2 separate regions of the Homo sapiens genome follow, and region 1 is linked to region 2. The links are chromatin contacts, found by Hi-C or POLR2A ChIA-PET in ENCODE. All regions are on one chromosome and are shown on one strand. The core of a region is the stretch at or near the end of the contact, and the rest is flanking DNA. Distances in the headings are between cores, read along the strand shown.

Region 1 (4,571 bases), core at 1,956-4,455, 130 kb before region 2:
TTTAAAAATTTCTCTGGGGTTAGGCCGGGCGCAGTGGCTCACGCCTGTAATCCCAGCACTTTGGGAGGCCGAGACGGGCGGATCACGAGGTCAGGAGATGGAGACCATCTTGGCTAACATGGTGAAACCCCGTTTCTACTAAAAATACAAAAAATTAGCCGGGTGTTGTGGCGGGCGCCTGTAGTCCCAGTTACTCGGGAGGCTGAGGCAGGAGAATGGCGTGAACCCGGGAGGCGGAGCCTGCAGTGAGCCGAGATCATGCCACTGCACTCCAGCCCAGGCAACAGAGCGAGACTCCGTCTCAAAAAAAAAAAAAAAGATTTTTCTGGGGTCTCATGGTCTTTTAAGTCAAATGCATACAACCCAAAACAGTATAGCTCAGAGGACAAGGGAACAAGGTTTAGCATGAGCAGTTGTAGGTCAGCTCCTCCACCCCTCACTAACTGTGCGACTTAACCTCTCTGGGCCTGTCTCACCATCTGTAAAACAGAAATGATGAAAAGTATCTACCTTCTAGGGGCATTCTATGAGATTATGCATGTGTGAGTGAGCACCAAGCATTGCTCAGTGGTGCCTAGTGGGTAGTGAGCACTCAGTATGCAGCACCATGACTATGTAAGAATTCATTTGTTAGTAGAGCCCGGCTTTAGAACAGAGATGGAACCTGGCACCGAATAATAAAGCATGGGGAGGCCGGGCGCAGTGGCTCATGCCTGTAATCCCAGCACTTTGGGAGGCCGAGGTGGGCAGATCACCTGAGGTCAGGAATTCAACACCAGCCTGGCCAACGTGGAGAAACCCCGTCTCTACTAAAAATACTAGCTGGGTGTGGTGGCGCATGCCTGTAATCCCAGGGCTGAGGCAGGAGAATCGCTTGATCCCGGAAGGAAGGTGGAGGTTGCGGTGAGCCAAGATTGTGCCTTTGCTCTCCAGCCTGAGCAACAAGAGCAAAACTCCATAGATAGATAGATAGATAGATAGATAGATAGATAGATAGATAGATATAGATATATAGATATCTATAGATCTATAGATATCTATATATATATATATAGATATATATATATATCAGGAGGAATAGTAGTAATATTGTCATCACTTCTCACCCTGTCTTTGATAAATTGCCAGTTGAAGTGTCTGCTTCATCACTGAGAAAAGAGTGTGTTCTTTCCTCTCTGAATCCCCAGGACCAGACATATAGCAGGTGTCCAATGAACAGCTCAGCTGTTGAATGAACAAATAGATTCTGTTAGGCCCTACAAGGCATAAAAGTAAATTCAGTCTGGGCACAGTGGCTCATGCCTGTAATCCCAGCACTTTGGGAGGCCAAGGCGGGCAGATCATCTGAGGTCAGGAGTTTGAGACCAGCCTGGCCAACATGGTGAAACCCCATCTCTACTAAAAATACAAATATTAGCCAGGCATGGTGGCGGGCACCTGTAGTCCCAGCTACCTGGGAGGCTGAAGCAGGAGACTCACTTGAACCTGGGAGGCAGAGGGTGTAGTGAGCTGAGACCACACCACTGCACTCCAGCCTGAGTGACAGTGAGACTCCGACTCAAAAAAAAAAAAGTAAATTCAAAAGCCATTCACCTGTGCAGAAGGCAGGGCCAGGCTAATCTGAAGGCTCTAAGAGAAGTATCCACCCACTTCTTCTGTAAAAGGCCAGATGGTAAATATTTTAGATTCTTTGGGCTCTCTCTTCCTCTGTGGCAACCACTGAATTCAACCCTGTTGCAGACATAGACAATAGATAAATGAATGGGCCCGGCTGTTTGTAGGTAGGTGAAAAATGGCTTCCCTTCACCTTTATAGGTTCTTTGGCTGGGCTACGAATTAAATTGACATGTAAACAGACAGGGCAAAAGCCATATTTAATTATGTACCTATGCAGGGGAGTCCCACAAAATACAAGACTCCAAAAAGGATCAGAGAGGCTGGGCCCAGTGGCTCATGCCTGTAATCCAGGCACTTTGGAAGGCCAAGGCAGGCAGATCACCTGAGGTTGGGACTTCCAGACCAGTCTGGCCAACATGGTGAAACCCCATCTCTACTAAAAATACAAAAAATAGCCGGGCGTGGTGGAAGGTGCCTGTAATCCCAGCTACTCGGGAGGCTGAGGCAAGAGAATCACTTGAACCTGGGAGGTGGAGAGCGCAGTGAGCTGAGATCACGCCATTGAACTCCAGCCTGGACCACAGAGCAAGACTCCCTCTCAAAAAAAAAAAAGTATCAAAGAAAAGAATAGGGGTTTGGGGCTTCTGGGAGGATGGTGGTAACACAAGTTATGGGAGGGTAAGGGGAGAAATTGTATGATGGAGAAAGTCTGTCTTGTTAAGCAAATAAAAAAGTCTTGCAGGTAATAAAAGTTGTCTCAGAGCAGCCCTCAGAAGGATACATGATTGGGAATGGTTTCACTCTTCCCTAGTTAATAAGATCGTAGGAAAGCATTCCTCTTTCTGTCTTTAGGCAGATAAGAGAAATTCAGAGAAAACCTCTCCTTCCCTGCATTTGCTGTTCCCCCAAGTGCCCTTATTTTGAAGCAATCAGCAGACAAAAGCGCATATCCCTGTGTTCCAATGAAATTTTATTTACGTACGCTGAAATTTGAATGTTTTATTTTCATAAGTCGTAAAATAGTTTTTCCCCCACCTAACTATTTAAAAATGCAAAAACAGAGCAGTGGTTCACGCCTGTAATCCCAGCACTTTGGGAGGCAGGAGGATTGCTTGGGCCCTGGAGTTCGAGACTAGCCGGGGCAACATAGTAAGACCTTGCCTGTGCAAATAATTTTTCTTGAGACGGAGTCTTGCTGTTGTTGCCCAGGCTGGAGTGCAGTGGCGCGATCTCGGCTCTTTGCAACCTCTGCCTCCCGGGTTCAAGCAATTCTTTTGCCTCAGCCTCCCAAGTAGCTGGGACTACAGGGGCCCGCCACCACACCCTCGCTGACCGGCTGCAGCGCGCAGGACAGCACGCCTGGGAGGGCGGTGCCAGGAGGCGGGCCTCGGATTGGGCCTCACGTAGTGGGCTGGACAGAGGATGGAGCCTCTTGGCGTAAGCGCGGTTGGGCGGGGCATTCCTGGATTGGCCCACTCCGGCGTCGCAGAACGCTTGGCGTATCGTCCTTCAGCCAATCAGCGTGGAGCTGCTGCCTCGCCCCGCCTCACGCCGGCGTCCTGGGGGCGCGGAGAGGGCGCCCAGGTTCACCGCGCTCTCAGCGCGCACTTCCGGGCACGGTCAGGGCGTGACGTCGGGAGGAGGGCAGGTAAGTGCCGGCGGGCGGAGGAGCGGGGAGGGCCGGGGGTCCGGCAGCCGCCTCACCCTGGCCTCGGAGCTGCCCGGCGCGCCCTTCCGCGTCGGGGGACGCGGAGCTGAGGACCCGATTTAGATGCCCGGAGCCGGCCCAGGTCCCAGCCAGGACCAAAGTCCCTGAGGCCCCAGCTGAGACCTCTGACCCAAGTGCCCGGGACCCGGTCCCATCCTAGCCCGGATCCATATTATGCCTGAAGGGTCCTGGGTTTTTGCATCGGGAAAATGGGACCAATAAGTCCCTATCTCACCAGATTTTATAAAAATGATTCTTGTAAAACCGTGAGCAGCAGAAATGACTAAACTGCCAAACGTTTAACTCGGCGTCAGGCGCTGCCCTGAATGCCTTAACCAGCCATTTTTACACATAAGGAAAATGAGGCTTAGAGAGAGAAAACAATTTGCCCCAAGTCAAGCAGATAGGAAGCAGCAGGGTGGAGCTCCGAGCCCAAGCCGTAAGCCCAGGACAAACAGGGTCGGTAATTACTTTTGCACCAAGGACCGGAGATATCTACACGCCCACCCGATAGCCCCGTCTGCCATTTACTGGGGTAACAAAACCATCTTAAGACACACACACACCCTCGAGCTCCTGTAAACGGAGTATTTGCTCTTTGCAGGCTCTTCCCGTGGGTTAGTTGATTCACAGCATCCCCAGAAAGTCAGTCTTGTCGTCGTCATTCGCCCTTTACCGGTGACGAAATACAAGCCCAGGGAAGCGCAGTCACTGACCAAGGTCACCCAGCTGATGAGGAGTGGAGCTGGGATTCAAGCCCAGGGAGCCGTGTCCCCTAACGCCTCAAGGGGCACTTAGCTATTTTGTTGGCAAAAGTATTTTTAGGTTGGAAGGGACCTTGGAATAATCCAATCTAAAGGACACACTTTATAGTTGGAGGATACAAGACTAAGGTGAGGGTAGAACAGTTTATATCCGGGACTTTGCACCACTGCCTCACCACCTCACTACACCACTCCCACTCCATCAGAAGCTCTTCCATCAGCTTCTTTCTTTCTTTTTGTTGGAGACAGAATCTCACTCTTGTCACCTTGGATGGAGTGCAGTGGCGTGATCTCGGTTCACTGCAACCTCCGCCTCCCAGATTCAAGCGATTCTCCTGCCTCAGCCTCTCCAGTAGCTGGGATTACAGGCGTACGCCACCAGGCCTGGCCAATTTTTGTATTTTTAGTAGAGACAGGGTTTCACCATGTTGGCCAGGCCGGTCTTGAACTCCTGACCTCAAGTGATCCACCTGCCTCAGCCT
Region 2 (4,715 bases), core at 1,339-3,838:
ATTTATCTTGAGACAGAGTCTCTTTCTGTCACCCAGGCTGGAGTGCAGTGGCATGATCTTGGCTCACTGCAACCTCTGCCTTCCGGGTTCAAGCGATTCTTCTGCCTCAGCCTCCTGAGAAGCTGAGATTACAGGCGCCTGCCACCATGGCCAGCTAATTTTTGTATTTTTAGTAGAGATGGGGTTTCACCATGTTGGCCAGGCTGGTCTCGAACTCCCAACCTCGTGATCCACCCTCCTCAGCCTCCCAAAGTGCTGGGATTACAGGCATCAGCCACCACATCTGGCCCGCAGGGTTATTATAGATGCAGAAAGAAGACTTTTATTTTATTTATTTATCAATTTATTTTTCTTCCTTTTTTTTTTTAATTTTTTTTTTTGAGATAGAGTCTCGCTCTATCCACCCAGGCTGGATGGAGTTCAGTGGTGCGATCTTGGCTCACTGCAACCTCTGCCTCCTGGGTTCAAGCGATTCTCCTGCCTCAGCCTCCCGAGTAGCTGGAATTACAGGCGTGCACCACCATTCCTGGTGTGTTTTTTTTTTCCTCCCATAGAAACAGGGTCTTACTATGTTTCCCAGGCCGGTCTCAAACACGGCTTAGGTGATCCTCCTGCCTAGGCATCCCAAAATGCTAGGATTATAGGCGTGAGCCACCACGCCTGGCCCCAGTGAGGTTTTCTTTCTTTCTTTCTTTTATTTGATTATTTTTCTGAGATGGAGTCTTGCTCTGTCACCCAGGCTAGAGTGCAGTGGCGCGATCTTGGCTCACTGCAACCTGTCTCCCGGGTTCAAGCGATTCTCTTACCTCAGCCTCCCGAGTAGCTGGGATTACAGGCACCCACCACCACGCACGGCTAATTTTTGTATTTTTAGTACAGACGGGATTTCACCATCTTGGCCAGGCTGAGTCTTGAACTCCTGACCTCGAGATCCACCCGCCTTAGCCTCCCGAAGTGCTGATATTACAGGCTTGAGCCACCATGCCTGGCCCCCAGTGAGGTTTTAAAAGAGAAACTCGTTCTAGCAACTTAAATTGCCTTTGAGGAAGTCAGCTAACAGAGGAGGGGCCAGTCTAACTAGGTGTGTTTGGGCACTGCCTCCCCCAGCAGACTGTGAGCTCCTGGAGGATAGTGACTGGGAGAGGACGACCCCTCCCAACTACTCTCAGGCAGCTTTGCAGTGAACATTTCTTAAAGTCATGAAAGGGTCAGGTGTGATGGCTTACACCTGTAATCCCAATACTTTGGGAGGCCAAGGCAGGAGGATCGCTTGAGCCCAAGAGTTTGAGACCAGCCAGGGCAACATGGTGAAACCCAGTGTCTACAAAAAATTAGCTGGGCATGGTAGTGTGTGCCTGTAGTCCCAGCTACTTGGGAGGCTGACGAGGGAGGATCGCTTGGGTCCAGGGGACAGAGGCTGCAGTGAGCTGAGATGGTGCCACTGCACTGCAGCCTGGGCAACACAGCAAGACCTCGTCTTAAAAAAAAAAAAAAGCACTGGTCATGGTGGCTCATGCCTGTAATCCCAGTACTTGGGGAAGCTGAGGCAGGTGGATCACCTGAGGTCAGGAATTCAAGACCAGCCTGGCCAACATGGTGAAACCCCGTCTCTACTGAAAATACAAAAAATTAACTGGGCATGGTGGCATGCGCCTGTAATCCCTGCTACTCGGGGGGCTGAGACAGGAGAATCGCTAGAACCCGGGAGGTGGAGGTCGCAGTGAGCTGAGGTCACGTCACTGCACTCCAGCCTGGGCGACAGAGTGAGACTCCGTCTCACAAAAAAAAGAAAGCATGAAAGACTGCCTCCAGGAGAAGATAGTGTTTCCTGTGAGGTTTGATGCTGTCTCACTGGGAGACGCTGGAGGCCAAAAGGACATAGGGAAGATGGTGTCCTGCGGCCAGCCTTTCTGATGAACAACTTTTGGGAGTAACAGATCCGGGGACCCCAGAGCACGGCGGCCACGAGAGGGCACCACAGTCGCAGAATCGGAACTCCTGTGCTTTGTCTCGGGCTCTGGGTCCCAGCGGGGCCGCCCGGCGGAGCCAGAGACGTCACGGGGTCGCTGTCTCCGGAGCAGCCCCTGGGTGGCGCCAGAGGTCCAGCAGGCCCGGAGGCCGAGTCCGTGGGCAACTTGGGGAGCGTTGAGTCATCGCCTGTGATTAAGCATTTCTCTCCCTCCCCCTCCACTAGGTTTCAGAGGTGCCGGGAAGTCTGAGCCTTCGCCCTCCTGCTCTCCCTCCATGTCCACCTAGGAGGCTGCCTACACCTGGGCAAGGGCACCCGGGCTCGGCTGGATTTCCAGGAAGACCCACCCTATGACGACTGCCCCCACTCCCAGACCCTCCCCCCAGCCTGGGATTGAGCCCTGGGGATGACCCGGGGTTGGCAAGGGAAGAGCTGAAATCGCCCTGTCCTTGGGGACCCCACCCTTTGTGCCATCTGCCGTTTCCCTAGTGCTGGGCATCCAGTCAGCCCTCAATAAATGCTTATGAATGGATCAACAACAGACAAGCCCTGGTCTTGGGACAAGGTGTAGTGTGAACCTTGCTGGGAGTCCTGTACCTAGATCTCCCCTTCTCCTTCTTTGAGTTTCGGCACCCTGGGGTGCTGGGGTGAGCTGCTTTGTGCAGAGAAACACAAGTGGGTGCCTTGGGGTAGCTGGGGGGGTTCATGGCACCTCAAAGCCAGATCGACATCATGAGACCCTTTCTGTGGACATTTGGTCTTTCAGCCACCCCCTGCACTGACATGCAAGATGGGTGGACTCCTCCCATCCCACCCCCAGCTCCGTACTGGAGGTGGGGGCTTCATTTGAGGAAGAAATTGACACACAACTAGACAGAGCCCCCCCCCCCGACATCCTCATCACTAAGGAAGGTGAATGTTTATGTCACCATGGATGCCCCAGTGACAAGCCAGGCAGTTTAGAGCAAGGGAGGGACATTTAGGGGGCAGGGAATGGGACCATGTCCTGGGTGGGCTTGGGCAGGAGCAGAAGGATGGGGCTGTTCTGGCAGGGCGGGGGGGAAATGCATGTGGGGGAATCCCCACACCCCTGCCTGCCTCCTCCACCTCCAGATCTTGTCCTGTTGGGGCAACAGGTGGCAGTGCTCAGGAAGCCAGTGCGCCCACTGTGCAGTCCACATTCCTACCCCGCCCCCGTCCCACAAACCAGCCCTGAGGCCTGTGGTCTGGCAGCGGGGAGCAGGAATCGAGCTCTTTGCTGTCCCCTCTGCCCTTGGCTTTCCGACTTAAAAGACTTAAATTGGAACCGGAGGCCCTGGGGATGGGGGTGGGCTCTTGCAGACAGCTGGGTCGTGGAGGGGGAAGTGGGGAGGAGGAGAAAGAAAACAGAAGGATCCCAGCGGCTCCCAGGGTCTGGGAATGGAGTTACAGTTTCCTAGGGCAGAGCCGCTGGGGCTGGAGACCCGGGGAACTGGGCTTACACCAGGGCATGTCCTGGTGGACAGGGGGCTCACCTGGGTGTGAACCCACCCTGCTCTTTCCTCCCCTCCTGCATCAGGTCTCCAGGGTGTAAGGCTGCAGGGTGGGAGGAGGACCCCGCCTGAGCCATGGGAGCTGGGGTGCAGGAGTCACAGAGTGCTTCATGATGTCGAAGGTCCAGTCAGCCTTTCAGTGACAGATTTCACAGAGGCATTGTTTTCTGTAAACTGGGGATGACAGCAGCCCCTGTGGTTGCTAACAGGACTGTCATCTGGCTCGAGAGGCTTGCGTGGGATGAGAAATGCCACGACTTCAGCCATGTTTGCATCCATAACCTCCTGGGATGGCCTCCTTCCTGTCTGGGGCCCACAGGCAGCTTGTCCTGGAGGATGGGCCAAGCCACCGGAGCGCAGGACTCACCCTGCAGCTGGATGATCGCCCAGGGCGTCTCTTAGGCTTCGACCCGCGTGTATGCTCAAGAGCCTGCACACAGATGTGGGCACACAGTCACCCACCCCTGGAGATTCGCCCCCCCCTTGCTTTCCCAGGGAAGCTGAGGCATAAAACTCGTAGAGGGCGAGGAGGAGGAAGTGGGTAGAGAGGTTTGTGGGCGGAAGGTGAAGGAACTGAAGCCTCAGCCCCAAACAGCAGGTCACGGGGCCTCTACAGAATCATTTATTATGGGTCTTCCCAGAAGAAATAAAATGGAAATGGGGAGAAAGAAAACAAAGGGAGCTCTCTTCTCCTCCAGGAAAGAAACAAATTCTGAACCATCCATACTTGGCTCAGGACCCTAAAATTTGCAAATCCGGACAGGATGGGCCCTGCTCAGAGGTGGCCAGCTTCCTGGAGCCCAGGCCCGCTTGAAGTCACTGGGGCTGTGGGAGACACAGTTTCCCTCCCTGAAGCCAAGGGTGGCAAATGACCTTGACCCTGGCCAGGTGAGGCCAGGACCTCACGGCCTCCTTTGTGTTGTCCATGGAAGACCAACTTCCGGGCAACTGAAGGGAGGTTTGTAGGGTCCACTAGGACCCCCTGGAGCATCTTGGAGGAGGTCTGCGGACATGGGGGCTGGGTGGCAAAGGAAACACAGACCTCAAAGTGGCCTACAACTCCCTCCAGGGTGGGTCCCCTCGAGGGATATTCCCAGGCCCCTTGGAAGGGTAAGGCAGGGGGGCTTTGCCTCCCAGCTTTGTCTTCCGGTAGTTAAGGCGCTTGAAAGCTTCCAGGTCCCGGTGGGTGCCCATGATCAGCCGGCTGTGGGGGA

The links. Hi-C counts contacts between places; a loop is a spot of excess contacts on that map. ChIA-PET counts read pairs that join two places held with the same protein, here RNA polymerase II (POLR2A). Pooled maps may share reads with other maps.
Region 1: a loop to region 2 is called in a pooled map, with 3 times the contacts of the local background. The contact joins the promoter of YJU2B here to the enhancer-like site in region 2. A Hi-C loop is called at or near these places in 5 of 50 pooled maps. POLR2A ChIA-PET finds 5 or more read pairs at or near these places in 7 of 52 experiments (A549, AG04450, B cell and 4 more).

The regions. Positions count from the first base shown.
Region 1 is chr19:13,744,690-13,749,260 of GRCh38, forward strand. YJU2B (YJU2 splicing factor homolog B) reads left to right here and starts at 3,206. Exons shown (of 10, transcript NM_030818.4): 1 at 3,206-3,265. RefSeq lists a silencer at 3,187-3,496.
Region 2 is chr19:13,878,248-13,882,962 of GRCh38, forward strand. NANOS3 (nanos C2HC-type zinc finger 3) reads left to right here. Exons shown (of 2, transcript NM_001098622.3): 2 at 2,195-2,510. The coding sequence ends at 2,256. BRME1 (break repair meiotic recombinase recruitment factor 1) reads right to left here. Exons shown (of 9, transcript NM_001345843.2): 9 at 4,101-4,705. The coding sequence ends at 4,555. Among named protein-coding and RNA genes, the nearest start is that of NANOS3, 3.5 kb to the left of the region's middle. RefSeq lists enhancers at 1,749-1,898, 3,022-3,111, 3,702-3,851, 4,677-4,715. Within about 2 kb of position 2,589, at least 17 of the 41 ENCODE cell types and tissues checked have a DNase peak (open chromatin) inside an H3K27ac peak, as active enhancers do.